Regions from separate parts of the Homo sapiens genome. Here region 2 is linked to region 1. A link is a loop called in an ENCODE intact Hi-C map of the cell type or tissue named here. Cell type or tissue: heart right ventricle. All regions are shown on one strand. Links, peaks and the distances in the headings refer to the core of each region. The heading gives the core; the rest is flanking DNA.

Region 1 (16,451 bases), core at 5,514-13,513:
GTGGTGTGACATAGTGTAATGTGTGGGTAGTGTGGTATGGATGTGTAGTGTGTGTGTTGTATGGTGTGGTGTGTGTTGTGTGTGTGTGGTGTGGTTTGTGTGGTGTGTCATTTGTGGTGTGGTGTGGGTGGTGTGTTGTGTGGTGTGTGTGGTGTGGTGTGTGTGTGGTATGTGTGTGGTATGTGTGGTGTGGTGTGTGTTGGGGGGCAGCGTGGTCAGGAGCAGGAGTGGTTCTGAGACACACAGCTCCCCCTCCTGCCCCGTCTCCACCCCATTCCCCGCAGGGCCCCATCAAACCCAGCTACTTGCCTTTCCCTTCCCGTCAGCCTGGAGCAGACTGGAAGAGGAGGAGAGGAGAAAAGAAGAAAAGCACGAAAGTACGAATCCTTCCTAGGTTCTTCTCCACGTCCTTTTCCTCCCCTTCCTTCCTGCTCCCCCAAGCCAGTGCCAAATGTCAACCGGGAGCATCAAGTTGACCTGACATTTTCTGAACTGGCAGTTCCCTTCTGGGCCGTGCAGCACAAATAGACATCTTCTGCATTGGCTGAAAACAAAGTTGGAAAGACCAGACTACATTAAAAAAAAAGAAGAAGAGAAGAAGAAGAAAAGAAAAGGTAAAAACAGATGACACTGCCCCTCCTACTATTTATGCCCCTCCCCAGATTGCTGTCTCCAAATACAAAATGCCGCCTGGAATCCCGGCCAGTGCTCCAGCACAGCCTCAGAGACCAGAACAGAAGTTACCTGAAAACGAAGGGCACGCCTGTTTCAGATCTGAGCTGGCACTAGGATGTATCCTTCGCCTCTGGAATCTGGAGCCCGCACCGACTCCACAGGCGGGGCAGAGGCCAAAAGTCAGGCCTGGAGGCTGATTTCTAAGCAGACAGCCCAGCTCTCAGCAGAACACCTAGGGAAGGGCGGCGAAAATTATGCAGCCTCACGTGCCACGCCAGCCTGGCTCATGCACTTGCATATTTTGGGCCTTCCCTCAGCTGATGGGGACTGCTTGCACGGAATGACCTGGCGCCCCTGGGCCAGGGACAACTTTGTTTTCGAAAACATTGTTTCCTGTAACAGCTCATGAAGAACTGAAAACCTCACAGATGGAATGCCCCCAGACGCCAGAAACTCTGCACACCATCTCCCAGTCAAAGATGATGATTCTCCTGACATTATAGTCTCCTCAACCTCTTCCTGTGACAGGTACCCGTCCCCAAAGTGGTTCAGGCCAGGCCTGCACTTCCAGAATGAATGGTGTTCTTCAAAGGACATCCCCCCATGAAGGGCAAGAGGGTTACTTGGTCATCCAAGGCAACTGTGGTAAATGGCAAGGTGACTCCAGGTTGTCACAGCGATAAAAATGCTGCCACGTGAAAGAGGGTGCCCAGGTAGAGACTCACCTAATCCATCACAGTGATCCAGAGACACGGCTCCACTGGGGTTTTATCCCATGTAAGAGGAGAGGGAACAGGGATGGGTGCCCCAGGTCACACCAGCAGACTGAGGGATCCTTTGACTCCCCATTTTTTCCAGCACTCCAGAATATTGAGAATAAATGACACATTTACTGAGACCATTCATTCAAGGTGGTTGCATGCAAATGAAGTTATTGTGGCTTACATGTGTGAGTTATTACGAGTTCAAGGCCATGTGTCTGAATATAAGCTGGGATGCCTTTTCTTCTCACCTAGGAGACAATAGAATGTTCCATGAGGATCAAAGAGCCATGAGGGCCAGGCCAATGTGGGAGAAGGAGTGTGGAGAGAGGTGTCTGGGAAAAGAGAAAATCGGCAGTACCACTAGGCGCATTAGAATAGAGTAAGGAGCTGCCAGAAGACGTGAGCTGGGAGTGGACAGCCCCCACAGGTGCAACGTCTCAGCCAGCAGCACCAGGCAAGAGATGGTGAGGAAGAAGGAGTTGATTCAGATCAAGTCCAGGAACCAATGGGAACTGTCTCCAGGCTGGCCAGAGCAATCCTCTGCTTCCACGACTGCCTGAGAGAGTCCAGTCACTGCACACTCATGTCCTCACTGCAGGATCAACACTGTGGCTCTGGAAGACCTGACTGAATGAGTATCCTTGGTGACCTCCCAGGAGAAGTCACTGAGGGGATCAGAGTGCGTAACCCACTGGCTGCACCCAGGGCCTCTGACCAAACAGGAAAGATGGAGAGCAAGCAGTTGGCTGGCCCAGGACACTCAGGCCAGATGCAGGAAGGGTTGTTGCATTTAATAAAAATGAGTGTTAAATCATGATCTGGGAGAAATTGGAAGCTTCATCACCACTGGTGGGAATGCAAAATGATGCAGGTGCAGCCACCATGGAAAACAGTTCGGTGGTTCATCAAGTTAAGCACAGAATTACCGCTTGACCCAGCAATTCCACTCCTAGGTATATACCAAAAAGAACTGAAAGCAGATGTTCAAACAAAAATGTATGCAGAATGTTCATTATAGTTCATAGCAGCACAATTCATAATAGCCAGAAGATGGAAACAACCCAAATGTTCATCAATAAATGAATAAACAAAATATGGCAAACCCACACAACTGAACACTATTCAGCCGTAAGAAGAAATGAAATACTGATACATGCTACAACGTGGGTGAACCCGAGAGCATTATGCTGACAGAAAGAAGCCAGACACAAAAGGCCACATGTTGTATGACTCCACTATATGAAATAGCCAAAATAGGGCCAGGAGTGATGGCTCACGCCTGTAATCCCAAAACTTTGGGAAGCTGAGGCGGGCGGATCACTTGAGGCCAGGAGTTTGAGACCAGCCTGGGCAACATGGTGAAACCCTGTCTCTACTAAAAAAAAAAAAAAATAGAAAATAAAAATTAGTCGCACATGGTGGCAGGCACCTGTAATCCCTGCTATTCAGGAGGCTGAGGCAGGAGAATCACTTGAACCCAGGAGGTGGAGGTTGCAGTGAGCCGAGATCACGCCACTGCACTCCAGCCTGGGTGACACAGTGAGACACTCCATCTTTAAAAAGAGAAGAGAACAGAAGAGAAGAGATCCAAAATAGGCAAATCTATACAGACAGACACAGATTCATGGTAGCCAGGAACGGGAGAAGGGTGAAGAGCCAGGGAGAGGCTGCTAATGAGTATAGATATTCTATTTGGGATGATGAGCAAATTCTGGAACTAGAGTATACTTAAAACCATGGAATTGGACACTTTGAAATGGTTAAATTGGCAGAGGGCCCCCCATCCCTCCGCCAAAAAAGATATCCAGCAATTTTCCTCCTTCCTAAGTTCACAGACTTTGATTTATTTGAAAAGAAACTTGATCCACAACAGATTAAAAGCAAAGTTTCAAGCTTTTAGTCATTCTCTGATATCAGATTTGCGTCATCTGGAAGCGACATTATGTTTGGAGACTCTGCTCTGAGAAGCTGGTCCTGAAGGAGGACAATGTCTGGCCATCCTCATCCAAGTCGCTGTCCAGTAATACCCCTTAGCTTTGCAGAGGACTTGCGAGACCTTTGCAAGACCTCACTTTTCACTTCTCATCCCCGCTTCTACATTGTGACAGACGGACGGGGCTATGGTTATTTCCTTAATACAGAGGAAGAAGCTGAGGTTCTTGGGGATGAGGGCCAGTTGAAGGTCATCACAGCCTGAGGGAAGCAGCATCTAGACTCTGTCCAGTGCTGCTTTCCCCCATGAGCACCTCCCTGGTTTTGACCTATCATCTCAGGCTAAAAACCTCAGAATCTTTGGCAGAGAACCACTGTGAAGCTCCACAGTGGGTTGCCTGAGCGCAGTAGTTACATCAGAGAGACGTATTCTTTCTCCAATTCTGCCCCTAGGGAGGCAGCTGGCCTGCCTGCAGGCAGCAGGGAGTGGTGAGGAAATGAAGTAAAACTCAGGGTCTTAACACCAATACTAGAGGTTTTTTTCTCTTTTTATTTCTTTCCCCAGGATTAGTCACCGGGCCATATCCTTTTATCGCAAGAACCCAAATACTCTTAGATTCAACCACGTGAAATCTGCATGTGTGTGGAAGTATAGTGAGTAGAATTTTGTCCCTCAAAAAGATATGTTGAAGTCCTAGTCCCCATACGTGTGACGATGGCTTTATTTGGAAACAGCGTCTTTATCAATGCAATCACATTAATATGAAGTCATACCAGATTAGGGTGGGCCCTGATCCAATGACTAACATCCTTATAAGAAGAGCGACATTTGGACATAGAGACATGGAAGCGACCCAGGGATGAAGGCACGTGGTGACCGAAGCAGAGACTGGAATGATGCAGCTGTAAGCCAAGGAATGCCAAGGAGTGCAGGCAGCCGCTAGAAACCAGGAGCTTTTCCTAGAGCTGTCTTTGGGAGCATGGCCCTGCTGTCACCTTGATTGATTGAAAGAATAATACCCTCTAGAACTGCGAGAGAATCCATTTCCATTGTTTTAAGTCACTCAGTTTGTAGTAAATAGCTCCTGTAGCCCCAGGAAATTACTAATATAGTAAGGGCAAGACTGTTGGATGCTGGTCCTTTCACATGCCACCATCTCACAGTGGGTCAGGAGCCTGTTATGGGTTGCTCAACTTCAGCCATCCACAAGATGCACAGCTGGCCCCAGGGGAAGAGGCAAGCAGCCTTGGCTTGCTGGGCCCCTGGGCTTTGTTGCTCATGGAGCAGGCACCATCTTGGCATCCTTGACGCACAGCAACGGTTACTGGCTCTTGACAGGCCCTGGACAGACCTCAGTCCATGCACTTCTCTCTTCTCTCATGACTCACTCTGCTAGCCAAGAGTTTGGCAAACAGCTTCTACAAAGGGAAGTACATTCACCTTTGTGGGCCACGTGGTCTCTGCCATGACCTCTGAACCCTGCTGCTGTAGTGTGGAAGCAGCCGTAACAATACCTAAATGAGTGAGCATGCTATGTTCCTATAAAACTTTATTTGTGGACATTGAAACTTGAATTTCATATAATTTTCGTGTGCCACAAAATGGTATTCTTGAAAAATTTTTTTCAAATATTCAAATATGTGAAAACCATTCTTAGCTTGCCAAGCAGTACAAAAACAGGCAGCAGTGGCCGGTCACGGTGGCTCATGCCTGTAATCCCAGCACTTTGGGAGGCCGAGGCAGGCGGATCACGAGTTCAGGAGATCCAGACCACAGTGAAACCCCGTCTCTACTAAAAATACAAAAAATTAGCTGGGCGTGGTGGCAGGCAACTGTAGTCCCAGCTACTCGGGAGGCTGAGGCAGGAGAATGGCGTGAACCCGGGAGGCGGAGCTTGTAGTGAGCTGAGATTGTGCCACTGCACTCCAGCCTGGGTGACAGAGTGAGACTCCGTCTCCAAAAAAAAAAGAAACAAAAATGTGAAAACCATTCTTAGCTTGCCAAGCGGTACAAAAACAGGCAGTGGTGGCCAGGTGCAGTGGCTCATGCCTGGCCAGCACTTTGGGAGGCCAAGGCAGGTGGATCACCTGAGGTCAGGAGTTTGAGACCAACCTGGCCAACATGGTGAAACCCATCTCTATTAAAAGCACTAAAATTAGCCGGGCGTGATGGTGGACACCTGTAATCCCAGCTACTCGGGGGGCTGAGGCAAGAGAATCGCTTGAACCCGGGAGGCAGAGGTTGCAGTGAGTCAAGGTCGTGCCTGGGCAACAAGAGCGAAACTGTCTAGGGGGAAAAAAAGTCAGGCAGCAGCCCTGTGGCTATAAATGCTAAATATATCAGATGATCCACAAATTCCTGTCTCCAACTCAGGTGTCTTCTGAGCTTCAAATAACTCCATCTATGTCCACTTGGATGTAGAATGTGTATTAGGTTTTTCAAACGTAACATATTCTAAATACCACTTTTGCTCTCCCTCCCCACCTATACCTATCCCATCCCTGTGGTTTTCAAACATTAGTATACCCCATCTCAGAATTTAAATAACCAATCAGGCCAGGTGCATGGCTCACACCTATAATCCCAGCACTTTGGGAGGCTGAGGCAGGTGGATCACCTGAGGTCAGGAGTTTGAGACCAGCCTGGCCAACATGATGAAACCCCGTCTCTACTAAAAATACAAAAATTAGCCGGGCTTGGTGGCAAATGCCTGTAATCCCAGCTACTAGGGAGGCTGAGATGCGACAATCACTTCAGAAGGCACCAGAAACTCTGCACACCATTTCCCAGTCAAAGATGATGATTCTCGTGACATTATTGTCTCCTCAACCTCTTCCTGTGGGCAGGTACCCGTCCCCAAAGGCGGTTGGATCCAGGCCTGCATTTTCAGAATTAATGGTGCAAGGAGGCAGAGGTTGCAGTGAGCAGAGATCGTGTCACTGCACTCCAGCCTGGGTGACAGAACGAGACTCCATCTCAAAAATTAAAAATAAATAAATAAATCAAAAACAGAATCTCCACATGATTCAGTAATTCCATTTCTGGGTATATATCCAAAACAATTAAAAGCAGGGTCACAAAGAGATAATCGTATACCCATATTTACAGCAATATTATTCACTATAGCAACCCAAGTGTCCATCCACAGGTGAACAGATAAGCTAAATGTAGTCTATGCGTACAATGGAATATTACACAATGTTAAGAAGGAAGGAAAATCTGACACATGCTACAACATGGATGAATATTAAGGACATTATGCAAAGTGAAATAAGTCTGTCACAAAAGGACACACACTGTGTGATTCCACTTAGATGAGATACCCCAAGTACTAACATTTACAGAGACAGAAAGAAAAATGGCGGTTGCCATGAACGAGAGGGAAGAGGAAATGCGAACTGTTGAAATGGCATAGAGTTTTAATTTTGCAAGATGCAGAGAGTTCTGGAGACGGGTTGAACAATGATGTAAATGTATTTAACACTACTGAACTGCATACTTAAAATGGTAAAGGTAGTACATTTTATGGTTTATATTTTATTTTTGTATTTTATATTTTGTATTTTGCCACAATCTTTTCCAAAAATCCAATTCCCTCCTCGTTCTCTGTGCCCCTCTGTGATCCGGCCCTGCCTCCATCTCTGACCTCATTTTCTATGCCGCCTCCTCTACTCCCTCAGCTCCAGCCATTCTGGCTTTCTGGCTAACACCCGTTAAAGCGTTTAACACCCACTAAGGCATTTCCACCTGGAATCTTCTTCCTCCAGAGAGTCTCGTGACTTACCCTTCCACTCCCACAGGATCTGCTCAAGGAGACCTTCCCTCACCACCCTTTCTAGAATGGCAGTCACCCTGACTTTGTTCCTTTTTGCCACACTTCCTAACTTGACATTAGGTTGTTTGTTTATTTAGAGACAGGGTCTCGCTCTGTGGCCCAGGCTGGAGTGCAGTGGTGTGATCACAGCTCACTGCAGCCTCAACCTCCCAGGCTCAAGTGATAAACCCGCCTCAGCCTCCCGAGGCCTCTGGTCCCGAGGGACCAGAGACTCATGCCATCACCCCCAGCTAATTTTTTGATTTTTTTGTAGAGACAGGGTCTTGGTTGCCCAGGCTTATCTTGAACTCCCGAGTTAAAGCAATCCTCCCATCGTCACCTCCCAAAGTGCTAGGATTCCAGGAGTGAGCCATCACACCAGGCTGACATTATAGGTGCAATTGTCTGCTTGTTTATTCTTTCTTCTTGTGAGAGCAGGAGTTTTTGTCTGCTTAGCTTACCACATAGCTCCTGGCACACAGTAGGTGCTCAATAAATACACTGTCTGTGCAATGAGCTGCTGAGAGAATAAATGTGAGCCCTGCAATACAATCTCACATAGAAAGACAAGGGTGGGGGACCCCAGGGACTTCAAATCACCCTCTTACTGCTCAGTAAATGCAACTTTTTCCCTGGACAATAAAGAATGGAATTGTATATGTAAAATACTGAGAGCTCTTAGAGAAAATAGTTACAAAATTCGTAGCAACCCGCACACAGCAAAGCTCAATATTCATGGAATGCAGATCTTTAGTACTGGCATGATTTTAAAATTCAAACATAAGCTGTTTTTCCACGTTCTTTAACCACAAATAAGGCTGCTGGTCTGGGGTCAGGATACCATGGAGTCAGGAGGACTCCTGGGTGACTAGTGCCACCACTCACTTGCAGTGTGACCTTGGGGAAGCCACTGTTCCCTCGCTGGGCCTCCGTTTTCTTTCCAGTCCTAATTAAGGACCAGGTTGCTTCCCATGGGTCACTTCCGACTTGAACATTTTTGCAACTTCAGAAAGTTATAGTTCATTCATTCTTCAAGATTTCTGAGAATTTAAGTTCATCTGAAACTGCTCATTGGTAAGTTTCCTTTTTTTGTCCTTCCATCAATTGGCAATGCAATACAGAAAAACAATTCTACCCAGGAGTAAAACCACAATGATTCATGTCATGTCAAACCCAAATGCAATGGGGAGGGGAGGGAATAGGGATATTTACTCATTCTTGGAATAAGAAGGAGTTTGAACTCAAAACTGCATTATTCACGGTAACATCATTCATCGTGACAAGCTGCTGTGTTTTTCATGAGGTTGTAAGATGTAATTGCTCAGGCATTCAGATGGTATTAGAACGAGGGAGTGTCATCCTATCAATAAAAACAGAACAAACTCTGTCTTTGGGGAGGCCAAGAGTGGGGCTTAAGGGAAGGGCACAGCGAGGGAGACAGAGGCTGGGGCAACAAGCACTGGGGCGGGGGGTGGGGTGGGTGCTGCAGTTCCCCACGCCTAGCCCGCCCTTCCTACAAGCCTGCCCTGGACTCACCATCAGCTGAAATGAAGCAGGAAGTGGAGCAGGGGATCTGTGGGCCCCACAAGCTCAGAGGAAGGAGGGCAGCAGGGACTTTCAGTGCGTGGCTATAGGAAATTTACCAAGTGGAACAGGAGACTCCGAAGAGTTCATGTGCTTTTCCGAAGAAGTGTCCAAAGGCACTTAGGCCAAAAATAGATGAATAGATGAGTGAGTGAGTGAGTGAGTGTACGTGTGTGTACGTGTGTCAGTTCTGGTAATCTACAAAGACAAGACTGGCTTTCCCCAACTTAATCCTCCCACCAACCCCCACACCCCCTTCCGTTCTTGCATGTCTGAGCCTGTCTGTCTGGCAGAGGGAGAGGTGGACCCAGCAGCCTCTGGGGAGAACTAGAAAGGAAGATAAAATAAGGCTAGGAAGTTTGGCCACCCCTGCTCCCCCGAAAAAAGCTGCTATCATCAAAGGGGAAGGGCCATTACACTGATAGTCTACTCTGGCCTCTGTGACCAGAATTTGTTCTTGTGGAATGTAGCCGGAGAATCTACAAGTGAAAACGCAAGGCGTTGTTTTCACCAAGATATAAAAAGCTGTGGCGCCAGCAGCATAGGTGCCCACCACTGCCACTGCTCATCCACCCCACCCCACTGTCACTCATGCACAGATGGCCCTGTGGCCTCGTTTCCTGAGAACCCCAGAGGATGCAGAATCACTCTAGCCCTCTGAAAACTCCTTAGCGCCTTAGCACTGTGAGCAAGAGTGGCATTAGTCATTTGAGGAAGTGGTGGTGACCAGCAAGAGACAACCTTCATTGAAGGCAAAAATGAGGTGATTTCACACTGTTCTGCAGAGAGCAGAGGCCTCTCCCTGAATGCAAATGTTACCATGACAGGAGACAAACACATGGCAGTTCACTGGGTGATAGTGAACAGGTGTGCCTTTGGGTATTCCCAGAAATAACTGGAGTTGGACATATTCAAAGACAACCAACTAAACATCCAGGAAAACATGACGCCATGAGTAGGGCTAGCAGACAAAAGAAACAGACTCACAGAGGTTTCAGATATTCAACTCACTATACACAGACTAAAACAATTCTAGCTACTCTTTTCAAAGAAATAGTCAACAAGTTTGCAAATTCTAACCAGGAACTGGAAACTATAAGAAGTGTCACAGAAGAACTTCTAGAGGTGAAAAGTACAATAACTAAAAATTAAAGAGCATATAAGTCGCTTTAACCACACTTTGAACACAGCTGAATAATTCATATACCAAAATTAAAGCAGAAGAAACACTGAGATTACAGTATAAGGAGACAGAAAGATTAAAAACCAGATGAGAGGGTAATAGAGTACACAGTGAGTCAACCTAACATGCATTTGATGGCGGTATCAAAAGAAGTAAAAGGAGGGAAGGCCCAGAAGAAAATATTTTAATAGGCTGGGAGTGGTGGCTCATGCCTGTAATTCCAGCACTTTGGGAGGACAAGGCGGGTGGATTACCTGAGTTCAGGAGTTCAAGACCAGCCTGGCCCACATGGTGAAACCCCATCTCTACTACAATTACAAAAATTAGCTGGGTGTGGTGGCGGGCACCTGTAATCCCAGCTACTAGGGAGGCTGAGGCAGGTGAATCGCTTGAACCAGGGAGGTGGAGGTTGCAGTAAGCCAAGATCACACCGTTGCACTCCAGCCTGGGCAACAAGAGCGAAACTCCATCTCAAAAAAAAAAAAGAAAGAAAGAAAATATTTTAATATATAATGATGGAAGAAGGAAGGAGGGCGGGAGGAAGGGAAAAAAGAAGGAAAGAGGGAGGAAGGGAGGATGGGAGAAAAGGAGGAAGACAAGGGAGAAAGGGAGGAAGAGAAGGGAGGAAGGGAGGGAGGAAGGAAAGGAAGAAGGGGGATGGGGTGGGAGGAAGGGAGGGAGGGAACGGAAACTTTTAAAGCAGCCTTAGGAAGAAAGAGATCACCTTTAGAGAAGCCATAAATAAACAGTCAACTGACTTTTTTTTAAAGCCACAATGGAATCCAAAAGAAAAGCCTAGATCCTCTACCCATGGAAAATATCCCTCAAGAGGGAAGATGAAATATAGACATTTGCGACAACAAGAAAAACCTACAAATAAAACTCCAAGAGCATTCACCACTAGCAGATCATCATCTTTTAAAAGGAAAAGGAGTGTGGCACCCACAGCTGTGTGGAATGCTGGAGCTGACAATTTGCTTGGAGCTTCCAACAGGGAAATCGCTGCTTGATGACTGGTGTAGACCCATGATCTAGCTACTCTATTCAAAGAAATAGTCGGCAACTTTGCAAATTCTAACCAGGAACTGGAAACTATAGGAAGTGTCACATAGTTGATATAAAAAATGAACTCAATGATCATGGACATCAGTGTGAACCAGATGGACCCCACACATGTCTTGGCACCTCAGAGGCCCCTGGAATGTGTGTGTGTATATATGTGTGTGTGTGTGTGTGTGTGTGTGTGTGTGTGTGTGTGTGTGTGTGTGTGTATATGCCTCCAGGAAAAACATTGGACCCCTAAAATGACATGGGAAAACAGGGGCTCGAAGCAGGAGGTAAATTCAGCTAGAGGATAATAAAGTTATGCTTCTTGTGGTGCACAGACTACTGAAGGCAGGCTTTGCAGAGAGCTTGGAAACCTCCAGAGTTGCATCTTAGCCACCCTTTTGAGTTACTAGGGGAGTCAAAGAACATAAGCCCTCTTAAAGCACCTGAAAGGCAAGGAAAGCCATACAGATTTGAGGCAATGATCATACTTGAAATCACTCCCTTAAAGTGACTGAAAGAGTATCAGTTGGGCTCAAGCAATTAAACAATTGTCAAATGCATCAAGCATCTGTGATATGAATTCACAGGCACATCTGAGGAAGAGCCCAACAGTAATTCCTCATCTTGTGGCTGGACCTTGGGAGGACCCTTGGAATTCCCTGGGAGAGCTCTTATCTAGGACTGGCCCCCTCTCCTGCCAGGAGCCACCTTCAGAGACTGAGGGACTGTGAGTTCCTTCTCCCTAGCTCCTCCCTCGTAATTCCCAACATCTCTGACCACTGGCAGCTCTCCCCAGAGGCTGGAGGGCTACTGATGATTCCACGGAAGTGACTGCATGCACCGATCCTAACCCCCGATAACTCTAAGGATGCTAGGTAGGAATCTCCTTCCCAGGATCATAAAACTTGGTGGAGAGGAGGGGTTTGAAAAAGATTAATAACCTGCTAAGGACGTGACCAGACTGCCTTATTGAAAACAAGGGACTTGTGTGTGTCTTCTCTTCCCATTAACATCCCAACTGCCTGGTGAACAACCAGCTCGAGGAAAAGAAAAAGGAGATTTGCTGCTGTTGCTAGGACTAGGGCCCCAAATACATTAAGGCCCTTGATGGGGGAGTTAAGCCTGCCACCGTCCAGCGTTATGGGGTAAGCAAGCACTATCAGGTCTCTAAGTGGTAAACATAATTTTCCCACATGGGAGACACTAATCCACATCATGCTGAAAGCAAAGTTATAAAGTGCGGCTGTCCCACCCCACCCACCCCACCCCATCTCGGTCATGAGCATCCAGGTGCCTTTTCTTTTTAGAGACAGGGTGTCATTCTGTCACCCAGGCTGGAGTACAGTAGTGTGATCATAGCTCACTGCAGCCTCGAACTTCTGACTCAAGCCATCCTCCCACCTGCCTCCTGAGTAGCTGGAACCACAGGCACATCCCATCATGCTTGGCTCAGTTGCGTTTATGAAGCTTCTTCCACTCGGCTCTGAGCCTTGCTCCTGGAGTCATCCTTCGGCCAGGGCTGCTGGCACCTGAAGCCACTCTGGCCCCTGAACATCCCCCAGCCACACTAGTCCTGGCTCTCTTCTTCACGATGTCCATCAGGCAGAGACCAGCCAATGGGAGGTCAGACCCACCCTCCTCTGAACTCAGTGACATGTATGGGCTTTCATTATGTGCCTCTTCACAAATTTTATCTTTTTTCATTTTTGTGTCCCTTAGGATAGGAATTCCTAGCTCTACTTAATAGATGAGTGTGGGGCCGGGCATGGTGGCTCACGTCTGTAATCTCAGCACTTTGGGAGGCCAAGGTGGGGGAATCACCTGAGGTCAGGAGTTCAAGACCAGCCAGGCCAACATAGTGAAACCCCATCTCTACTAAAAGTACAAAAAGTAGCCGGGCGTGGTGGCAGGCGCCTGTAATTCCAGCTACTTGGGAGGTTGAGGCAGGAGAATTGCTTGAACTGGGGAGGCAGAAGTTGCAGTGAGCCGAGATCATGCCACTGCACTCCAGCCTGGGTGACAGAGCAAGACTCCATCCAAAAAAAAAAAAAAAAAAGATGAGTGTGGTAGGCAGAATAAAGTCCCCCAAAGACGTACACAGCCTGACCCCTGGGACCTGTGAATATTTCCCTCTGTGGCAAAAGAGACTTTGCAGAAGAGACCAAGTCAAAGATCTTGAGATAAAGATATTATTCTGGATTATCACAGCTTCTAAATGCAACCACAAGTGTTCTTATAAGAAGAAGGCAGAGGGAGATTTGACAGTAAAGAAGGCAATGAAACAAGGTGCTGTTCTGCTGGCTTTGAAGATGGGGGAAGAGGTCAACAATCAAGGAATGCAAGGAATGCAGCATTAGAAGCTGGCAAAGGCAAGGAAATGGGTTCTCCCAGAGCCTCCACGGGGATCTTGGTCCTACCAACATCTTGATTTTAGCCCAACGAAATTGATGTCAGACTCCTGACCTCCAGAACGCTAAGAGAATAAATGCATGTTGTTTTAAGTCCACACGTTTGTGGTGCTATATTACAGAGGCAATAGGAAAGTCATAAAATGAGTAAACAGAGACACGTAATGACTTGCTTCAAGTCACGCAGCAAGTCAGTGGAGCTGGAATTCACACTCTGGCTTTTGGATTCTAAGCCTCATATTCTTTCTGTTACACCATGCTGCTTCTGAGACTCTGCAGCAATTGAGAGTGTAATAATCGGGGAACAGATAAATTAGGTAATCAGTGTGTGTGTGTGTGTGTGTGTGTGTGTTAGCAGGATTAGACAATAGGGTACGAAAGAGAACATGTCATTGACTTGTACTTATCTCTCAAACTATCCAATGGAAAATTGAGAAACACCAAATACAAATTATAAAAAGGTATCATTAAGCTCAACATTTTGCCTCTGTTTTTCTGGTCACAGCGCAGTTGGTCTTCATATTGCAAAATAGTGATGATCTTGTTCTGTCCACGTGTTCACCTAAAGCACTGGTCTTACAGAAGGGTTTGAAAGAAAACAAATGGGCCAGGTGTGGTCGCTCACATCTGTAATTCCAGCAGTTTGGGAGGCCAAGGAGGGTAGATCACTTGAGATCAGGAGTTCAAGACCAGCCTGGCCAATATGGTGAAACCCTGCCTCTACTAAAAATACTAAAAATTAGCCGGGCATGATGGCACACGCCTGTAGTCCCAGCTACTCAGGAGGCTGAGACAGGAGAATTGCTTGAACCCGGGAGGTGGAGGTTGCAGTGAGCTGAGATGGCACCACTGCACTCCAGCCTGGGAGACAGAGTGAGACTCCATCTCTAAAAAAAAAATAGAAAATAAAAGATAAATAACTGTTCCTTGTGAGCCCTAACAAATAACAGAAAGTGTATAGAATAGATGCAAGCCGGGACTTGGGTCCTGAAGGCCAGAGTTCAATGTTTGCATTTCCTAAAGGAAATCTAGGGCAATCACATCTCTAACGGACAGCGGTCACTTTCGTGCCAGAGATAAGCCTTGAGCTCTTGCTCACTTGGTACATGTTGCATTTTCTCCTTCATTTTTAACTCCTCAGGAACCCCTAGAATGGTAAACTGGGAAGTCACCTCATTTAACTTAACAAGGAATCTGGGGCCCAGAGAGCTTAGGGGTGCCTCAGATGCTACTGGTTATGACCACGATCTGATGGGTCATCGTTACTTGAAGGGGTGAGCAGAGGCTTCGCTTAACTTCCTTAAGGCTCTCAATGGAAGAACCGCAAGTGTCTGTCCCCTTGTCATTTTCTGAAAAAGCAATTTATCATTAAGTCCTCCCTGTTGCTGAGCTATTCAATACTTTTTTACCTGTAAAAACTCCACTCTGGTTAGTTACTGCTTGGACATGATACCACAGCATTACCTGAGAGGTCACAACACATTTTATGTCTTTGGTCAGAAATAGAAAAACAGAAGCACAAGACCCCTAGCCAGAAGATGACAGCATGCCAGAGCTTAGTGTCACCAAGCTTTCCTTTCTATTTTTGGAAGCTTTAACTTATTAGGCAAACGTATCATCCAACAAACACTGGGAAATGTAAGTTGGAAAGGTCCCGCTAGTTGATTAAATTCCCTCATTCTCTTCCAAGGCTCTCCCCCAAAACTGAAAGCCCCGTATCAGCTCTCATAAGAATAATAGGAGGAAACAAGCATTTTCTAAGTCTTTGATCCTACTCCTGCCTAACCTCCTAATTCAATCTTCACCCCTGGTTTTAAAGCCACCAACACCTCTCCTGCTCCCAGAACTTTTCTCTAGCTGGGACCCTGTCTGCTGCTTTAATCAGAAGACGTAAGTAAAGAGCTGTCTGAAGCCCACTTTGGGGAGTCAATGTGGAATCAGGGTAGAAGATTCTTGATGCCCAGGTGGCCATCCTCCACCTAAACAGGATCCTGCCAACATCATTGTACTGCCCAGCTTGCTACAGCACAGTGACAAGATGTGCTGGTGATATCTTTCAGTGGAGATTGTACTTTGCACTGGACAAGTCCTCATAGATGCCGAACTCATGTCAGACAATAAAGCAGGACTTTAAATAGCATGGCAGAGGCAATCTAGAGCTATCATTAACTCTAATTCTCAGAATCAGAGGACTTTGCTTATTTTGTCAATAACATCTACCGGCAGAGAACACCCAGGCCAGGGAAGCAGTGGGACTCCCCACAGGGAAGAGGAGCCACTGCCTACTAAACATGCATGGTTTGTCTTCACAGTGGACAGTTTGGTGGCCGCAGACATCATCTTCTACAACCACATCTACATCCTTGCCTTTCTGTTTCAAGTTGTTCTCTTGAGAAACTGTTCAAATTTTCAGGAGCTGAAAATGTACTGCCTTAAATCCAACTCATGCCGAGATTTCCAGGTTTGCTTTGAGGAATCCACTGCACTGATGGTGACTTGTTTAAAATTCTTCAGCTCTTCTATTATGTCCAATTCAACAAATAGTTACTGAGTGATTGCCGTAGCCAGTCTCTGCTGAGCTGGGCGTCTTCAGGTTGTCTCGGACCTCATGGAGCTCCCAGTCTATCTGGGAAGACAAAGTTAAGAAATAATGAGCATTGCAAAGTGTATTATAAATAGCAAGGAGATGTTAGTCTAGAGGGCCAGCTGCTGCTGTTGCCACTGCAGCAAATTGAAGCCAGAAAGAGAACCGGAGGAAATGCAGGAAATGTGCCTGGAAAAAAAATAATAACAGCATGGTGGCCACCCACAATGGTGATCAAGTTTTTTTCCAAGTTCTAATGAAACATCCATTCATTTTTATTTTGTGAGATTGAAGCTGTAATAGCTCGGTATACAAAGAATTTCCTGTAGATTAATATGAAGCTGGAAGGAGTTGATAGATTTCAGCAGTGATTTGGGCTATTAATCCAAGCCAGTCATTCATTAACCCTCAGGAAGTTTTCTGTGCCAAAGTCATTATTATTATTATAAACTAAAC
Region 2 (16,451 bases), core at 821-8,820, 1.1 Mb before region 1:
TGGTACTTTATCAGTCCATGCAATTCTCACAGAAGGAAACCTGTAACTCATTTTTAGCCAGATACCCATGTGGAAATTGGGGGGAAAGAGAGGAGTGAAGCCAAGCAAACCATTGTTCCCTTCCTTGAGAGAGGCAAGCCGGAGTCTGAGAGACTGGCACATGAAATTGATGTGGTCTACCACAGAGAACTCGGGGCTTTTTCTATCACACCACACCAGGTTCCCACCGAATTTGCTTAGGAAGGAAGACAAGATGCGATTGAAATTCCCTGGAATTATCACACACGGTGTGCAACGTACAATTCTTGCCGAACCCAAACTTGGGTTCCCTTGAAAAGTGCAGTGTGTCGGCAGAAAGAGTTGAGGTAGGTGTGGGGAGGAAAAGCCTCGGCACGTACATATTTTTGCAAAATGGCTCAGGTAGCCTTGTTCTTAGAAGTGGCTTAGTGGTCTATGCAAAGCCTGAACACTCACATGCCTCTGCGTTCCTAGAACCACAGGTAAAAATCTCAGCGAGACCGACTCCCTGCTTGTCTTCTCAGCGGTTCAAGTTTACCCCACTGAAGCAGTCTTTCAAAGGGAATTGCCAAGTACAAAGCTGCATGTATAAAGTATGTTCTTCTCTAAGCATCGGCTTGCCGCTCTTTTCAGAAGAATATTTATTAAGACACTTCTTCTGGCTTGACTGAACACTTAAGATCTTAAGACTTCAGGCTTAAGCCACAGAAATTTATTTTCACACAGTTCTGGAGGGAGACTGGAGGTGTGAGATCAAGGTGTCGGCAAGGCTGATTTCTGGTGAGGCCTCTCTCCTTGGTTTTGCAGACAGCTCCCTTCTCCCTGTTTCATCACATGGTTATCCCTCTGTGTGTGTCTGTATCCTAATCTCTTCTTATAAGGATACCAATTGCATTGTATTGGGGCTAGCCTAATGACGTCATTTTAAAACCCTATGTCCAAATAGTGTCAAATTATGAGCACCTTGGGGTTAGGACTTCAATGTATTAATTCTAGGGAGACATACTGCAGTCCCTAACAGTGGGTCTTAGCAAATCTGACCCACCCTGGCCCACAAGGAAACTGTGGGATGGGGCATCCTGGCTGCTCTCTTGGATGTTAAAGAATCAGACTGTAGTTCCTCCTTTGTGAGATGGAGTTTCACATCTGAAACTGCCCACACATTTTGAAACTATAAAAAAAAAAGGTGTGATAAAACTATCTAAACTCACAATCATGCCTTTGCCATTTAGACTTTTTGCACGCTAAGAAACTGTAGAAAATGACGAGTAATTTTGAAATGTTTAAGTGTTAAAAGAGCAAATGGCAGCCGCCCCAAAGAAACCTCCTCTTGGCTCTGCTTTCTTGGGGAGGATTGTCTTTGTACTTCAGACTGACTTTATTAGTGGGGTTTAGGGGGCTGTAGGAGGCCCCACAGCTGCTCACACACCGAGTACAGGGGCATGGAGCAACCAGTAGCAGAAGCACCTTTGGAAACAGCAACTGACCCGATTCTGAATGGCAAGAAGCCTTTCTGAGCTTTTGAAAGCAAATGAGTAGCTGAGACGTTCCTACATTCTCTCAAAATAGATCCGAAAGATGTGCTCAGAAAATATGTAGCCCTTTACTGAGAAATCAAGCCTGGTGAGATGCTGGGACAGAGGACGGCTGCACAGCCGCTGTGCACACACAGACTTTAATAAGGAGCCCAAGGCCTAGAGAGAAGAGTCTGGAGGCATAAGAGCACCTGCTATTAGAGAAAGCAATGGCAGGAGGTCTGTGCAGGGAATGTGCTCAGATGACACAGTGATGGCCTTTTCTTTCTTTTCTTTTTTCTGGCTTTCATCAAATAGCATATAGAACTTCTCTCTTGAGCCTTAGTTTCCTCATCTGCAGAGTAAGGATTGCAATAGTACCTGTTATTAAGGTAGCTGTGTGGACCGAATTAATCTGTGTAAGGTGCTTTGCCCAGCCATATAAAGTAAGCAATAAATCTGAATGGTGGCTATCAATGTTCAGTTATCTAAGAAGGCAGCCAGTCAACCGCTGTCTGCTCTAGGGAGGGAGAGGTCACAATGCCCTGGAGGACATTACAGGAGGCTCCCTGGAGAGAGGGACACAGGAGTTGGGGGAGGGGAAGTTGGGAACAAAGGAAAGAAGGAAGAGTGGTCTAGGCCGAGAGTACAGCCTGGGCAAAGTTAGAGCTGCAGGATCCCACATGGGCATGGACAGCAGTGGGTAACTCAGTCCACCCTAAGGGCTTTTCACCAGCAGGTCAGCCTTCCTTCCCTTGTGGAAAAAGAACGAGAGCCCTTTATGAAATTCAACTTAACAAGTTTTGATTTTAAATATGGAGGCTAGTTGGGGCAGGATGTCATGCTAAGTCTTTGATCTGAACACACAAGGACAACAGAGATGTCTCTTTTCATTGAGACTGCTGGTGTAGCTTTATTTTCTCCAAGGCTCTTCTTAAGGAAAAGGCCATTTTGCCTGTATACCTTTGAGCAGGTTCTCTGGGCCTCTGAGAGACTCCCATTTTCCCTGCTCCTTGGGAACATTTGTAATCATGTACTTTGTCAAAGCCCAGACATGAAGGTAGCTTTGATGGCTTGTCTTGTTGGAGGCAGCAGAGGAGGCCCACACAGGAAACTCAAGCAAATTTTCAGTTTCTCAGGTAACTTCCTAGTGACCTAGATGAGTCAATAGATGTCTTTGTGTCTCATTTGAGTTCTGCAAAATGGGCTAATAATATTCTAGACAAGCTTGCATCTAAATTACCAAGTTCCTGTTGGAAGTCTTTACATGCATCAGAAAGAGGTACCATAAAACACATCACAAATCTTCTTAGCTTAATAACACAAAGCCACTTAAAAATATTTTATTTTCTGTTTAGAAAATAGTTCTCCCATCATTTCACAAATGCAAGATATTTTCCCTCATTTTCGTAATTGCTTTCTCCAACTCCCATTTTTCAAGAAATCTTCAGAAGCTACACTGGTGCCTGAACAGATATTAAAATGTTCAAAGCACTTTTCCCACAACTCTTGTTTCTCGGCCTCCCCTGCTCCTCCCCATCAGATGCCACCAGTCCCCTTCTTTAGCCTTTTTGCTGAGCCTCCAGCCAAGGCAAAGAGGTATGTCTTTCTTGACCTCTTCCCTCTCATAAAATATAATAACTAGGATGTCCTGGAGTGGTAAAAAGGGAGCATTTCCTTTGAGATCTTTGCTGACCGTGAACACAATCAGGGAGTACTTTACGAGAACACAGGCTGGCTCTTGAACACAAAACAGGGCTCAAAACCTCCTGTCACCTTCAACATGCTGGGAGGATAAGCTCAGACACACTGCTCTCACTTGCGCAGGCTTCACTCTTTGTTGGGGAGACACGTGTTATACTCTCTTGGCTCTCTGAATCTCTCTCTTTCTCTCCCTCCCTCATCTTGCAATAACACTGAGTAATGATGCCAGAAAGGAGCCAAGGTGGAGGAATAAACACTAAATCCGAAACATGACGGAAATTATGTATTTTATTGCAGTGACAGAAAGAGTAAGGCCCTTGCTCAGGTTTACCCATGAAAATTATGTTTGGCTGCACGTAGAGAAAAGCTGACCACAGTGGCTTGAGCAGACGGGCAGGAGTTCCAGAGTGAGCAGTCCAGGCTGATACGGTGGGGTGCAGGACACTCCTATGTTTTGGTCCCACCATGCTGAGGCCAGGGAGAGATGGCCTGCACCTCTGATCTGTCCAGGCAGAAAGGACATGGGAGGCCTCAACCCCTTCTTGTGGGTCCTGGTATTTTTATTCAGGAAGGGAAGCCCTTCTCTGCAAACTTTCGCTGACATATTGCTTAGGCCACAACTAGGTCACAGGCCTCTGGCTGGAGGGAACTGAGGACAATGGAGTTGTCACTTTCCAGCCTGGAGAGTGGAGGGAAGCAGAGAGGAAGGTAGCTGGGAGCAGATGTCTCGTGAACCCAGAGCCACATCTGCCAGACCTGGTGACAAAGACAGGCTGTGTGCCTTCCCAGTCATATCTTGTATCATTTGTTTTCTGTGCCAGCTGGGCTTTGGAAACAAATGCAGAGAAACTTTATGTTCTTCCTTCATTCCCTCTTGGAAGTTGCAGATGGATGCCAAGGGTGAATATTTATTGTTGACCCATTGAAAGCAAACTGGACAGGAGAAGGGATGAGGTGGGGGAAGGGGCTAGGTTAAATGGATCCAAGTTCACACCTATTTTCAGTGTCAAAGCCCCAAATCACACTTGAGCGTCTCCTCAAGTTAGAATGAGCAATAGAAAACCAGACAGCCCTGTATCTATGGGAATGTTGCTTGCATCAGAGCCACCACACCTTGCTGTGAGGTTGATCGGTTTCTCGCAGCTGGAAATAGTTGCTTCCCGCCCCCCATCTTCCTCACTCTTTTAAACTCTCAAAAATCCCCCAGCCTCCCAAATTTGTTTTAATTTTTAAGAGAATTCTTTTCTACAAAAGAGGGAAACCTTCTTTCAAATGGCCCTTCATAAATTTCCCTAAAGAGGTTTTTATCTCTGATAGAAATATGAAAAACAGATAACCAGATAATTGCCCTCTATCTAGGCTTTAAACACTTATTCATACATTGAATTTCTGCAAGTTACAGATGATTGTTGCTGTGTGATTACTGGCCCTGTCTATTTCCTCAGCATGGATGCAAATCTTTCTCCCTGAGAAAGTCATTGCTTCGTTAAAAAAAAAAAAAAAAAGAAAGAAAGAAAAAGAAGAAAGAAAGGATGAATGAAAAGAAAGTTGTTATTCAGTTTTTCTCTTGAAATTAGAAATTTCTTTTTGTTTTGCTTTCATTTTGTTTTTCTGCAAGATCGGTGTTCATTTAGAGAATTGTTGATTTTGTATGCAGCACTGCCCTCCCATGCCATGGTCCATATGTGTCCATTTTTTGATGGACTTCTTTTTAAACAATGAGTTCCCCAAGACATTTTTGGGGCCTCAAATGGGAAAGGTCATCACAAATAGAAATCTCAGTTTGCTAGTTGGGCTTGCTCAATCGCTCTGCTGATCTCAGGACTGATGCTGCTTTGCATAAATGCGAAGTTCATGTTAAATTGATTCTAAATCAAATACTCAACGTATTCAGTCTTGAAACATGTCCATTGGGAGAGAGAACTATGCAGCTCCAACATTTTGCAAAGATTCTACTTTGCTTTCTTTGCCAACATCCAACTTTTACTTCTGGGCGTTAGAATACCCTCCGTAGAGACTGTGACTTCTCAAAAGAAACTTTGCTAGTCTCGAATGGAGAATGAAATAATAAGATTTGAGCAATAAATCAAATATAGCCTGAGAGCAACACCACAGAGCAGCCTCTGTCATCTCCTCTCCTTGGGAGGTACGTGGGTCTTGATCAGCTCTCATGTGCTTCTGAAAATGTGTAGGTTTTCATATATATGTTTTTCATTGTTAGTAGATCCTAAAGAAAGACCCAGAAAATCTTGCAGCAGTCAGCTTGCCAGATGGGGGTTATGTTAAAAAGAGCAAACAGAAGTCAGAGCTCTGAACACACCGCAGGGTATTCCATAGTCACATTCCATTGTGGGTGAGTTTTTGTTGTTGGTTTTTTTTTTTTTTTTTTTTTTTGGATGGAGTCTACTAGCTCTGTCACCAGGCTGGAGTGCAGTGGCCCCATCTCAGCTCACTGCAATCTCCGCCTCCCACGTTCAGCCATTCTCCTGCCTCAGCCTCCTGAGTAGCTGGGATTACAGGTGTGTGCCACCACGCCCGGCTAATTTTTGTATTTTTAGTAGAGACAGGTTTTCACCATGTTGGCCAGGATGGTTTCGATCTCCCGACCTCGTGATCTGCCCGCCTCAGCCTCCCAAAATGCTGGGATTACAGGTATGAGCCACTGCACCCGGCCCATCCTAGGTGAGTTTTTTAAGGGAGACAAAAAATGTCAGAGTGGCACTCATTGCTCAAGAGAGAAGCACTTCCCCTTTTACTGTGCAAAATTTTATAATATGTATAGCTATCAATGTTTGTTTCTTATTACTGCCCCAGAATGTGCAAAAGAGAGTTTAGGTCAACTAAGATACATTGGTTTGAGTGCCATTTTTTTCAGGAGCAGTTTTAACACCAACCACAGTTTGCTGCACTTTCTTACACAGCTTCTGTTTGCACTTTGAACTCTGTGCACTGAGCCCCTCATTCCACACCATCTGCAGGCTGCATCTGGGCAGCTTCATCCAGCTCGGTAACAGTCACAGCTGAACTTGACATTCACCCACTTTGAAAGTATAGAATTCATAAAATCTGAAACCACATATGTGTATAAAACCCATGCAAGAGTGGGTAGGAACTAAAAGGAGGAGAAAAAGTAGTCCTCCCCTTCAGGAGTGTTCTCTCTTATCCCAGCCCCTTTCATGTAATGAATGGGTGAATGGGTGAAAATGAAATTATTTAGGCATTGACTGACAGGTAGGAACAGAAACTCAGGCTTCTAGTTTATTATTATTTATTATTATTGAATCTACTGTTTCTAAAGATGAGAATGGCTTTTACTTCCAAAGTTCTAGAGGAGAGGAACAACGTTAAGCAACCTTAAACAAATATTAGCACTGTGAAAGGTGCAGGGTCATATAAAGAAGTAGAAGTGCCGACAATGAAAATTCTATCCAACTGTCAATCATTCCATATCATTACTTCATTTTTTTAAATAAAGGCTGTGTCTCCCATATGCTTCCCTCCAGGTTGTATTCAAAACAAAGAAATAATTGTATTACAGATGTGAATAAATCTGTTTAAAAAATAAGTGAACCCTGAGACATATGAACTATGAGACATTGTTCTATATGATGCTTTGTAAGTTTTATGTGCTGTGTCATAGAGTTATATAGAGTTATGTATATATATAGTTCTGTATAGTTTCAGTTGGCATCTAAAAATTATATAACTTTATTTTTTAAAATCTATAATTATAAATATTTTTAAACTGCTAGAAAGGAAGAGCCGAATATTTGGCTGGAGTGATTTTTAGACATTTCTCTACCTTAGGGCACCAGAGAGGTTCACTTGCCCAGGGTTCCATAGCTGGTTGGTGCCAGAGTCCGAACGAGAAACCAGGTCTTCTCAGCTCCTGTCACCCACAGTTTTGCAGACACTGAATTTATGAGGTGGATTCCATTCAAGCATGCACATAACTAGCAGACACTTCTCCTAATCCTCCTCAATTCCCCTTTGCATTGCTCAGATACCACAATCCTTTGCAGGTTAAATCCCTTCACCTTGTGAACTCATTAGGCAGGGCAATGTATATGAATCCCTGAGTCCTTAAGAACGTCCTTAGGCTGTGTTAGAAATGCAGTTGCCATAGGAGTAACCGGCCCCTGCTGTCATTTGGATGTTCTCTCTTCCCCAAAATCCAGCACCACCTTGGTTAAGCACCCACCATGTGCCTGCCCACCTGGCTCCTTAGGCAATGTTACAATTAACCAGGTTGGTTTTGATGAGGGTCTAGGGCAAAATTTGAACCACCACAACAGCCAATGTGCACATCCATGCAGAGGGTTCAGAGATGGCCTCGGCCAAGGCTGCCAGGCTTCAGCTCTGGAAGGAGCCCTGGGAAGTGGGAGATCTTTGTATAAAAATTGGAACCCAAACTATAATTCCCATTAGGGATATATATGCTCACATCACTCCTGATTCAAAGCTCAGAAGTGGCCTCTCAGGAGAAATAAAGGTCTCTCTCTCTCTCTCTCTCTATCTCACACACACACACACACACACACACACACACACAGAGAGAGAGAGAGAGAGAGAGAGAGAGAGAGAGAGAGAGAGGCCAGCATTCAAAATTCCCATGCTTAGGGAATCCATTGGGACTTCTCCCCAGGATGTACTGAATTCAAGGAAGCTTTCTCTAGGTGTAGCAGAAACTGCTGCTGTCATGTCTCTGCTCACCAGGACGTAGCTTCTCTCTACAGACCTTTATTTCTTTCCCTGGAGGCTTCAGTCCATGTTGAAGTGTAAACTCCACTCAGCTCCAGGAGGAATCGTGTTTTCTTTATCACCAGGGGCTTCTTCTACGAGTTGCCTTTGATAGGGAGGCCAGGAGGAAGATAGGCCCAAGCTCAGGGGTGGGATCGGGGAGCAGGAAGCCTGTGGGCTTTAGAATCGAGGTATTGGTTTCTCCCTGTCACCATCATCCACCACCTGTGTGAACTTGAGCCATTTATCGAACCTCACGGAGCCCCAAGTTTCTCATCTGTAAACAAGGGGAATGAGCCCTACTTTGTATGGTTGTCAAGAGGATTTGAGACAATATGTATAAAGCAATGGACACGCAGAGGAAGTCAATAAGTACAAGGTAACTCTGAAAATGCCACCAAAGGGAGGCTAGGGACAGGAAAGCCATCTCCGCCAACCTCAAGAACGTGGCCCCGAAGCTGTTCCAGGAACTGGGCATGTATGAAGATAAAAAAAAAAAAAGAAATGTCTGCCTCTCTCATCATGTAGCAGTGCAGAAGTGATCTTGGTGCTCTTTGGCAGAAGGCTGAGTTTATGAACTTTAAAACCGATAGTAATAACAGCTAGCATTTATTGAGCATATGCTATGCGCAAGGCACTTGCACCGTTCCAAGCATTTTCTTGCCTTACTGTATTAAAATTTTGGCACAACCCTGTGAGTAGGTGCTCTCATTATTAATCCCACTGAGTGAAGGGGAAGCATGGCCTGCCAAGGTTACGTGACCTGCTTGTGGTTAGGCTGCTGGGAAAGGTGGAGGTGCGGTCCAAACAGAGGCAGTTCCTGCAGCAGAGCCCACTGTCTGTCTGCCCGTGGAGGGGACAGGTCGGTGTTGAGAATATCTGTTTGGCACATGAGGGAGTTTAGCCTTACAGAGCGAAAGGCTTGCCAAGGCCCCATGGACAGGAGGCGACGCTGTGGGGTGGCACCAAGCTGGGGCACTGGCCACCATCCTGGACTGCTTTTCTGACTCTGGATGCATTTGGTGGCTTTATGGCCCCACCACTGGTATCCAGACCTCTCCTGCCCACGTGTTTCTCCCATCAGAACTGAGAGAGATGTTCAGGCAGTTCCCAGACAGCCCACAAGAAACACGCCTTTAAGCCAGGGGTGCTCAAACTTGTTCCCAAGACGATGGTGACATGCTGGGGTGGGGAGAAACCACTGCTATGCCTTCTTCCTGACCGACCAGTTGTTTTCATTTATCAATCTGAGAATCCATCGAAGGTGATATCAGGGTGACATAAATGAGGCACTTCCTGTGACAAACTTAAGGCGACACTTGCTCCCATTGTTGTACAAGGCTGACCTTGCATTTACATGGGCTTGAGAGCGCACCACCTTGAATTTTGTGTCCCAGGTATATCTCTTGCCCTGTCCCAGTCCAGGCCATGGAACACATGTACAGAAGAAACCACAGAGTGATGTACCCAGCAATCAGGGGCCTGCCACCTGAGTCCCTCCTTCAGGGGTGGACCACCCCAACCCTGACTGACCCTAGCCAGGGTTTTCCGTGAAGCTTGCCCCAAACACTTCTCATCCACTTATTCCTGAGGCTAAAATAAAAATCGTAGCCAGAAGCAGTTGTTTCAGCTGTGATAGCAAGCAGTGGCCTCAGTCACTCATGTAAACAGGACCTCATACCACTAAGTGTCAGTGGCATAACAAGAGTTGAGATGCACACGCCTACTGGTTGGCCTTTGAGAATGGCCTTTCTGCAGAGGCATTTGTCATTTCACAAAGTCCATGTCACCAGTCCTCTGACATCATGATAATTCCTTTTGTCAAGAAGTTGGGGTTTTTTTCCCCTTCTTTTCCCCCTTCACCTTTATTGTATAAAAGGCATTTCTCCTCTGGTTATTCTACAACAGACTACTTCAGAGTCACAGAAAGTTCCTTCCCTTTCTGGAGGGGTTCGGCATGCTGAAGGATGCAATCATAAATGACTTTCTCCCCGCAAAGCCTGCTCACAGCCAGCCATGTGAGTGCCCTGATCAATGGAAATGCAGGGGGCTGGCCAGCCTCTCACGGCTGCTCTGCAAACATCTTAATGGGACAAATTAAAAGATGTGCAAGCTAATTATTCTCCACAATAAACAATAATAATATAATAAAATCATAAAGCTCCTTAGGAAAGGAACCTGCTTTTCTTATACAGAATGTACAATTAACAGGAAAGTAAAAATTTCATGCTATAAACTAGAGATTATATTCTGGGCATCCTTGTGATTTGCTGTGCTTCTTCCGGCTTATTTAGCACTTTCTGCACACACGCCAGGGCTCGGTGGCCCACCTGCTCCCTGCTCCCTCTTCTGTCTTCCCTCAGGGATAATGGCCTCCACTGTCACCTTCAGACCCAACTTGGGTTCTTCCTGAGGAGTCCTGGCCCCCAGACCCACAGCAGCCTCTGGGGAGGCCCAGAGTTCCAACCCTTAACCCTCTCAGTTTAGGATCAAACACATCATTTACATGGAAGCAGTTGGAGTTGTTTTAAACAGCCACATCACATCTCTCTATTCCTCTTTTCAATCACAACCACGTGACCTGAAGGAGCAGAAAGCAGAGAGAGACCTGCAGTGAGCCTGGACAGCCCCCACCTGTGCCCCACATGGGTTCTGAATCTGGAGTCCGCGTCAAACGAGAGGGAGAGGGAGGAACCCTTAGTGCTGTCCCGTGTCCTCCGCACTGTTGTCGTGAACAATTCTGGCTGACCCACTAAAGTTATGAGATGATGCCGTTTCATTGTGGCTTATGAATAATGAGAACAAATAACATTCACTTGCAATGGTGTGAGGCACACTGCCTCCATTGTCTCTTTTAATCAAAACCTCACGATATAGGCACAGCTACTAATTCCCACTGGCTAAAAATAAAAAATAAAATGAAGCAAAAACCAGGTTACAAAAGCAGCCCAGGCCACACGGCTTCTAGGAGGCAGAACTCGGTTGGAGTCCAGATTCTCTTCGGCTTTCCCACTCCCATCTGGCCTCTCTGTGATGTGACAGGGTGTGGGGAGGAGAGTTTTACAGGTGCAGCCTGTGGGGTCTGAGAGCCTGTGTTCAAATGCCAGCTCTGTCCTTTCCCGCTGAGTCACCTTGAACAGGCTACTCACCCTTTCTGTTTCTCCCTTTTCCTCATCTGTACAGTGTGACGATGATGATTACCCATGCAGCTGTTGCGAGCACTGAATCAGAAATACATAGAATATGCTGCCCGATACATGGTCGCTATCATCATGGACTTTTCCTTTCCACCCTGATTTGATTTTAAATTGGACACTATTTGACTGGACTTTCCCATTTTCTTCCTTACACACTACCCAAACCAAATCTAACAAGTGAACCCCAAGTGGGTTATCCCAGTGAGTGCGCGTGGTCACTAATGCATCCTTGTACACTGGATCTGTTCACTCCTGGCAGCAAACGGCTGATGCTTGGGATGAGGTGGGGAGTATAACAGGAACAGACTCAGGCTGAGTAGGGGTCTCAGCCCTGGCTGATGTGCCATTGTACCCTGATCTTCCTCCTGTACATCTCTCGGGTAAAATGAGAGAGCTAGTGGCTGGGATTACTCAGCTCCCATGGTCAAGGTGAAAGGCATCATGGAGGCTGAGGATCTGCCCTCTGCTCACACCAGACAGGGTTTCCCGACCTCGCCACAGTTGACATTTGCAACCGAATCATTCTCTGTTGAGGGGACTGCCCTCTGTGCTGTATGTAGGCTGCTAAGCAGCATCCCTGGCCCACACCCACTAGACACTAGTGACAACCCTTCCCTCCTCATGTTGCCACAACCAAATGTATCTCCAGACATTGCCAGATGACCCCTGAGGGGTAAAATCTGGAATGTTTTTTGGAGAACCACAGCTCCAGAAAGACCTTAGGAACCGAGGTACTGTTGCTGCTTCCCACAAAGAAATAAAATGATGTGGCGGGTTTGACCCTCTTTAGCATGTTTGCCTCCCACACACCTAATTTGACCTCTACCCCACCCCAGCCTACTAATGCTGGCTACAGATGTCCACAAAAACTGACAGTCAGTGTGCAAGGGCATGAAATTAAGACCATCAGCCATGTCCCCGACGTGAAGAGCAGAGAAGAAAAGGCAGCCATGACTCTGGCCTGCTGGCGCAACAAAGGCTTGCCATCTCTGTTATCTACACAGTGGAGACAATTACTCTCCCTAATTTTACAGATTGATGACTGGGCTATAGAGTGGCCAAATATTTCATCCAAGGTCACACAGCTGGGAAATGGCAGGGCTGCACTCAATCCTAGTCTGGTTTTGAAGTCTGGGTGCCTGACGAATAAGCTGTGCATTTTTCAAGAGAAGGCCTTCTAGAGAGGGTGTGACTTTGGTACTCTTGTCCTGTGAAATAAACTTAAAATAAGTTATCTTCGTGTCTAGTTATAGATGACATAGGAAGTAGGATAATGATTTGGTAATCAAAGAGCCCTTAACTCTTTTAAAATTATTGGAAGTAATAATAATGCTGTAATTCTGAGTCCTCCCAGTGCCTGATTTTGAATAACTCATTTTCCTTCTCTTTTCCTAGTGGGGATCATCAGTATTTCTTTGAAGACTTTAAAAATCTAGGAGGAAAGTAACCTAAAAGACAAGATAATGATAGATTTCAAGGACCTATAGATAATACATTTAGTCAAAAGTTTCAGAAATCCCAATGCATATTTAGTTTCATTTTTCTATGTGTTATTTTCAAATCCTCTCTGGGAGGTCACTTCTCCATGCTTATTTGAACAACTTGAATTTCTCCCGAAATTTCTGGTAGTAGTCATTAAAGGCACCTGACAGGGCTGTTGTTCAGCAAGAGAAGTCATTGCACAGGTTATGAGAGTTGGGACATGTGTCTGCATGAGGTGTTAGAGGGACAGAGAACAGGAATCCCACATCCCCATCACAGACATGGATGGACACACTCCATCTGCGTTTGCTCCCTGAAGCAGTAATACTTCCAGGCTGACACTCTGATGACCATGTCTTCTAGGATGCTCATTGGTAGCTCGTGCAAAGGATCACATTCTTCTTCTTGCTCTGGTTTATTTGCTCTTACCAAAACATAATTCCAGCTTTTCTGTTTATGAGTGTGTTCTTTCAGAGACTCTGAGCAATTTGAGAGATGGCTCATATGTCACTTACCTCTCCAAAAACAGAAACTGGCAGAATTTGGGCACTCAAGAAATGTTGGATGGATAGATGAATAGGCAAATGCATGGATGGACAGATAGTTGAATGAATGAATGAATGAGCCAGCAGATGGACAGATGGACAAATTGATGGATAGATAGAAGGATGAATGGAAATGAATGGATGGATAGGCAGGTAGATGGATAGATAGTTGAATGAATGGATAGATGGATGGATGAATGATAGAGGGATGGATGGATAGATGGATGGATAGACAGATAGATGGACCAATGGATGGAGGGAGCTTCACCAGTCCTGTGCTTATGGCTTAAGTGTAAAAACATCAGTGGATGTAAGCAGAAGAGGCCACACTGATCTCCTCTCACATACAACCACAGCAGGAAGTAAGTAACTGGGATTTCCACCCAAACTTGGTTCCCCTTAATTCCTGTGATCAGCTAAGGGTAAGAAGCTGTATGTGGGAATATTAGAGCAGAGAGGAGCAGGCAACATGGAGGTGGTTCCAATTCTGTCCAGAGGTGCCAGGCTGGAAGTCATGTAGGTGTCCCTTGTGGGAAGCTGGACAAGTGTGCAAGGAGAAGCATGTGAGAAACACCACAGTCAAGGGACATCTTACTGCCCATGAGCTGATTGGCTCAGGCTTTAAATTGAATACCTGTGTAGAAAACAAATGTCTATGACCAAGAGGATTCATAGTCACGGGACTGATCATAAAGTCTGGTCCGTTTCCCATTGGGTTATTTACAGGACATCAATCAAAGAACAGAAAGGATGCCCTCTTTTCCACTTTATCAGCTTAAATAGACTTTCTTAATGGAAAAACTCAACTCTTATTTTTCCTCTTCAAAAAAGGTAACTAGTGGGATAACAGAAGAGGTTTGCTAAATAACTTAGAGTAGATTCCATTCAGTTCTAAGTCCACCTATTTCAGCGACACTTCAGGAAGGTCAGTAAGGGCAAGGATTGTCCCACTTATCCAGCCCATTATTCTCAGTACTCTTTCTCCATATCTTTCTATTTAGGGGAAAATCTCCTTCAGTGAAATGTTGAGAGGTGATATGACATATGTGTGTTCCTTTTCCATTTCAAGGCTTGTGGCATGTGTCAAACAATCTGTAGGAGCTGGTGCTCCTGATCACCCCTGATCATTCCCCAAAAGCCCCTCTGTACCCAAATGCTTCTCAGCCAGGCTTGGCCTGCAGTCACTTAGAAGCACCCATCTGTGCCCATAGCCACATCCACATCTAAGACAGATTCCATCTGTGTTGAGGTTCATTCTTTGTTCCATTCAGGAATGTTCCTTAGTGGATCCTCCACCAAAATAAATAACTTCTTTTTAAAAAATATTTCCATAGACAGATAACAATGGTAGGTACCTTTAATGTACAGTCTTTTTAGATTTAACTTTTTAGGATTCCACATATACATAAGATGATGCAGTGTTTGTTCTTCTATGCCTGCCTTATTTTATTTAGTGTAATGTACTCCAAGTTCATCCATGTTGCTGCAAATGACAGGGTTTCTATCTTTTTTAAGGCTTAATAGTACTCCATTGTGTATATATTCATCACAGTTTCTTTATTCATTCATCTGTCGATGGACACTTAGGCTGATTCTTTATCTTGGTTATTATGAATAGTACCACTATGAACATGACAGTGCAGATATCTCTTCGACATACTGACTTCATTTCCTTTGGATATATACCAAAAAATCAAGAAATAAGATTTCTGGATCATAGGGTAGTCTATTTTTAATTTTGGGGGGAACCTCCATACAGTTTTCCATAATGGCTTCCCACCAAGAGTGTGCAAGAGCTCCCTTTCTCCACAACCTCACCAATACTTGTTATCTCTTGATTTTTCTATTTTTTTGAGACGGAGTTTCGTTCTTGTTGCCCAGGCTGGAGTGCAGTGGCACGATCTCGGCTCACCGCAACGTCTGCCTCTTAGGTTCAAGCAATTCTCTTGCCTCAGCCTCCCGAGTAGCTGGGATTACAGGTGTGCGCCACCATGCCCAGCTAATTTTGTATTTTTAGTAGAGACAGGGTCTCTCCATGTTGGTCAGGCTGGTCTCGAACTCCTGACCTCAGGTGATCTGCCTGCCATGGCCACCCAAAGTGCTGGGATTACAGGCGTGAGCCACCGCACCCGGCCATCTCTTAACTTTTTGATAAAAGCTTTCCTACCAGGTGTGAGGTGATAGCTCACTGTGGTTTTAATTTGCATGATGAGGAGTGATGTTGAGTATTTTTTATACTTACTGGACATGTGTGTACCTTTTTCTGAGAAATGTTTTTTTCAGGTCCTTTGCCCAGTTTTTAAATCACATTATTTATTTCCTTGCTATTGAGTTGTTTGAGTTCTTTATGTAGTTTGGAAATTAATACCTTATCAAATGCTATGATTTGCCAGTATTCTTTCCCTTTCTGTAGGTTTTGTCTTTATTCTGTTGAATGTTTCCTTTTCTGTGCAAAAGCTTTTTATTTTGAAGCCATCCTAGTTGTCTACTGTTGCTTTTGTTGCGTATGCTTTGAGATCATATTCAAAAAAATCTTTGCCCAGACCAATGGCAAGAAGCCTCTCCCCTGTGTTTTCTTCCAGTAGTTTTATAGTTTCAGGTTTTAGGTTTAAGTCTTTAATCCATTTTGAGCCGATCTAATGCCCTCTTATCTTTGCAATTTTTATACTTTTCTTTAACATTTTATCTCCTGGTTTCATTTCCCATGGGTCTATTTAGTCAATCTCCTTTTTCATTTATTTAGACCATATTTATTGATCTTGCCAGTTTAGTTTTTCCTCATTACTTTTCTCTTCTTCTCCATGCTTGTCACCTTAAAATATCTTACACCAGTGGTTTTTTTATTTTTTATTTTTTTTTGAGACAGAGTCTCACTCTGTCACTCAGGCTGGAGTGCAGTGGCACGATCTCGACTCACTGCAAGCTCTGCCTCCCAGGTTCACGCCATCCTCCTGCCTCAGCCTCCTGAGTGGCTGGGATTACAGGTGCACACCGCCATGCCCGGCTAATTTTTTGTATTTTTAGTAGAGACATGGTTTCACCGTGTTAGCCAGGATAGTCTCGATCTCCTAACCTCGTGATCCACCCGCCTTGGCCTCCCAAAGTGCTTGGATTACAGGCGTGAGCCACCGCACCCGGCCTCACCAGTGGTTTTTACCTGGAAGAAGGAGGCAGTGTGAGGAGGAAGGGGGTCATTTGGCACTGTCTGGAGACATTTCTAGTTGTCACAACTCAAGGGATAGAGGGGACTG

What was found. A loop is a pair of places that touch in the nucleus more often than their neighbours do. Peaks named below come from ENCODE experiments on the same cell type or tissue, not always from the same donor. Only the 100,000 strongest peaks of a DNase experiment are listed, where the experiment ranks them.
Region 2: a loop joins it to region 1, with 20 times the contacts of the local background. A loop is called at or near these places in 2 of 110 quality-filtered maps.

The regions. Positions count from the first base shown.
Region 1 is chr21:33,968,823-33,985,273 of GRCh38, reverse strand. LOC101928126 (a long non-coding RNA gene) reads right to left here and starts at 8,892. Exons shown (of 2, transcript NR_134561.1): 1 at 8,723-8,892; 2 at 7,583-8,546. It overlaps LINC00649 (long intergenic non-protein coding RNA 649), which reads right to left. Exons shown (of 3, transcript NR_038883.2): 3 at 14,088-16,037. LOC105372790 (a long non-coding RNA gene) reads right to left here and starts at 2,438. Exons shown (of 4, transcript XR_937681.3): 1 at 1,401-2,438; 2 at 745-907. RefSeq lists enhancers at 1,048-1,217, 8,595-9,124, 8,196-9,395, 12,905-13,594 and a silencer at 13,212-13,506. In heart right ventricle, for the core only: no CTCF peak of the experiment used is centred there; DNase peaks (open chromatin) are centred at 8,813 and 9,273; H3K4me3 peaks cover 442 bases; H3K27ac peaks cover 1,721 bases.
Region 2 is chr21:35,029,951-35,046,401 of GRCh38, reverse strand. All of the region lies in intron 2 of RUNX1 (RUNX family transcription factor 1), which reads left to right. RUNX1-IT1 (RUNX1 intronic transcript 1) reads left to right here and starts at 6,976. Exons shown (of 1, transcript NR_026812.1): 1 at 6,976-8,477. RefSeq lists a silencer at 124-173 and enhancers at 464-723, 1,724-1,823. In heart right ventricle, for the core only: no CTCF peak of the experiment used is centred there; no DNase peak of the experiment used is centred there; H3K27me3 peaks cover 1,304 bases.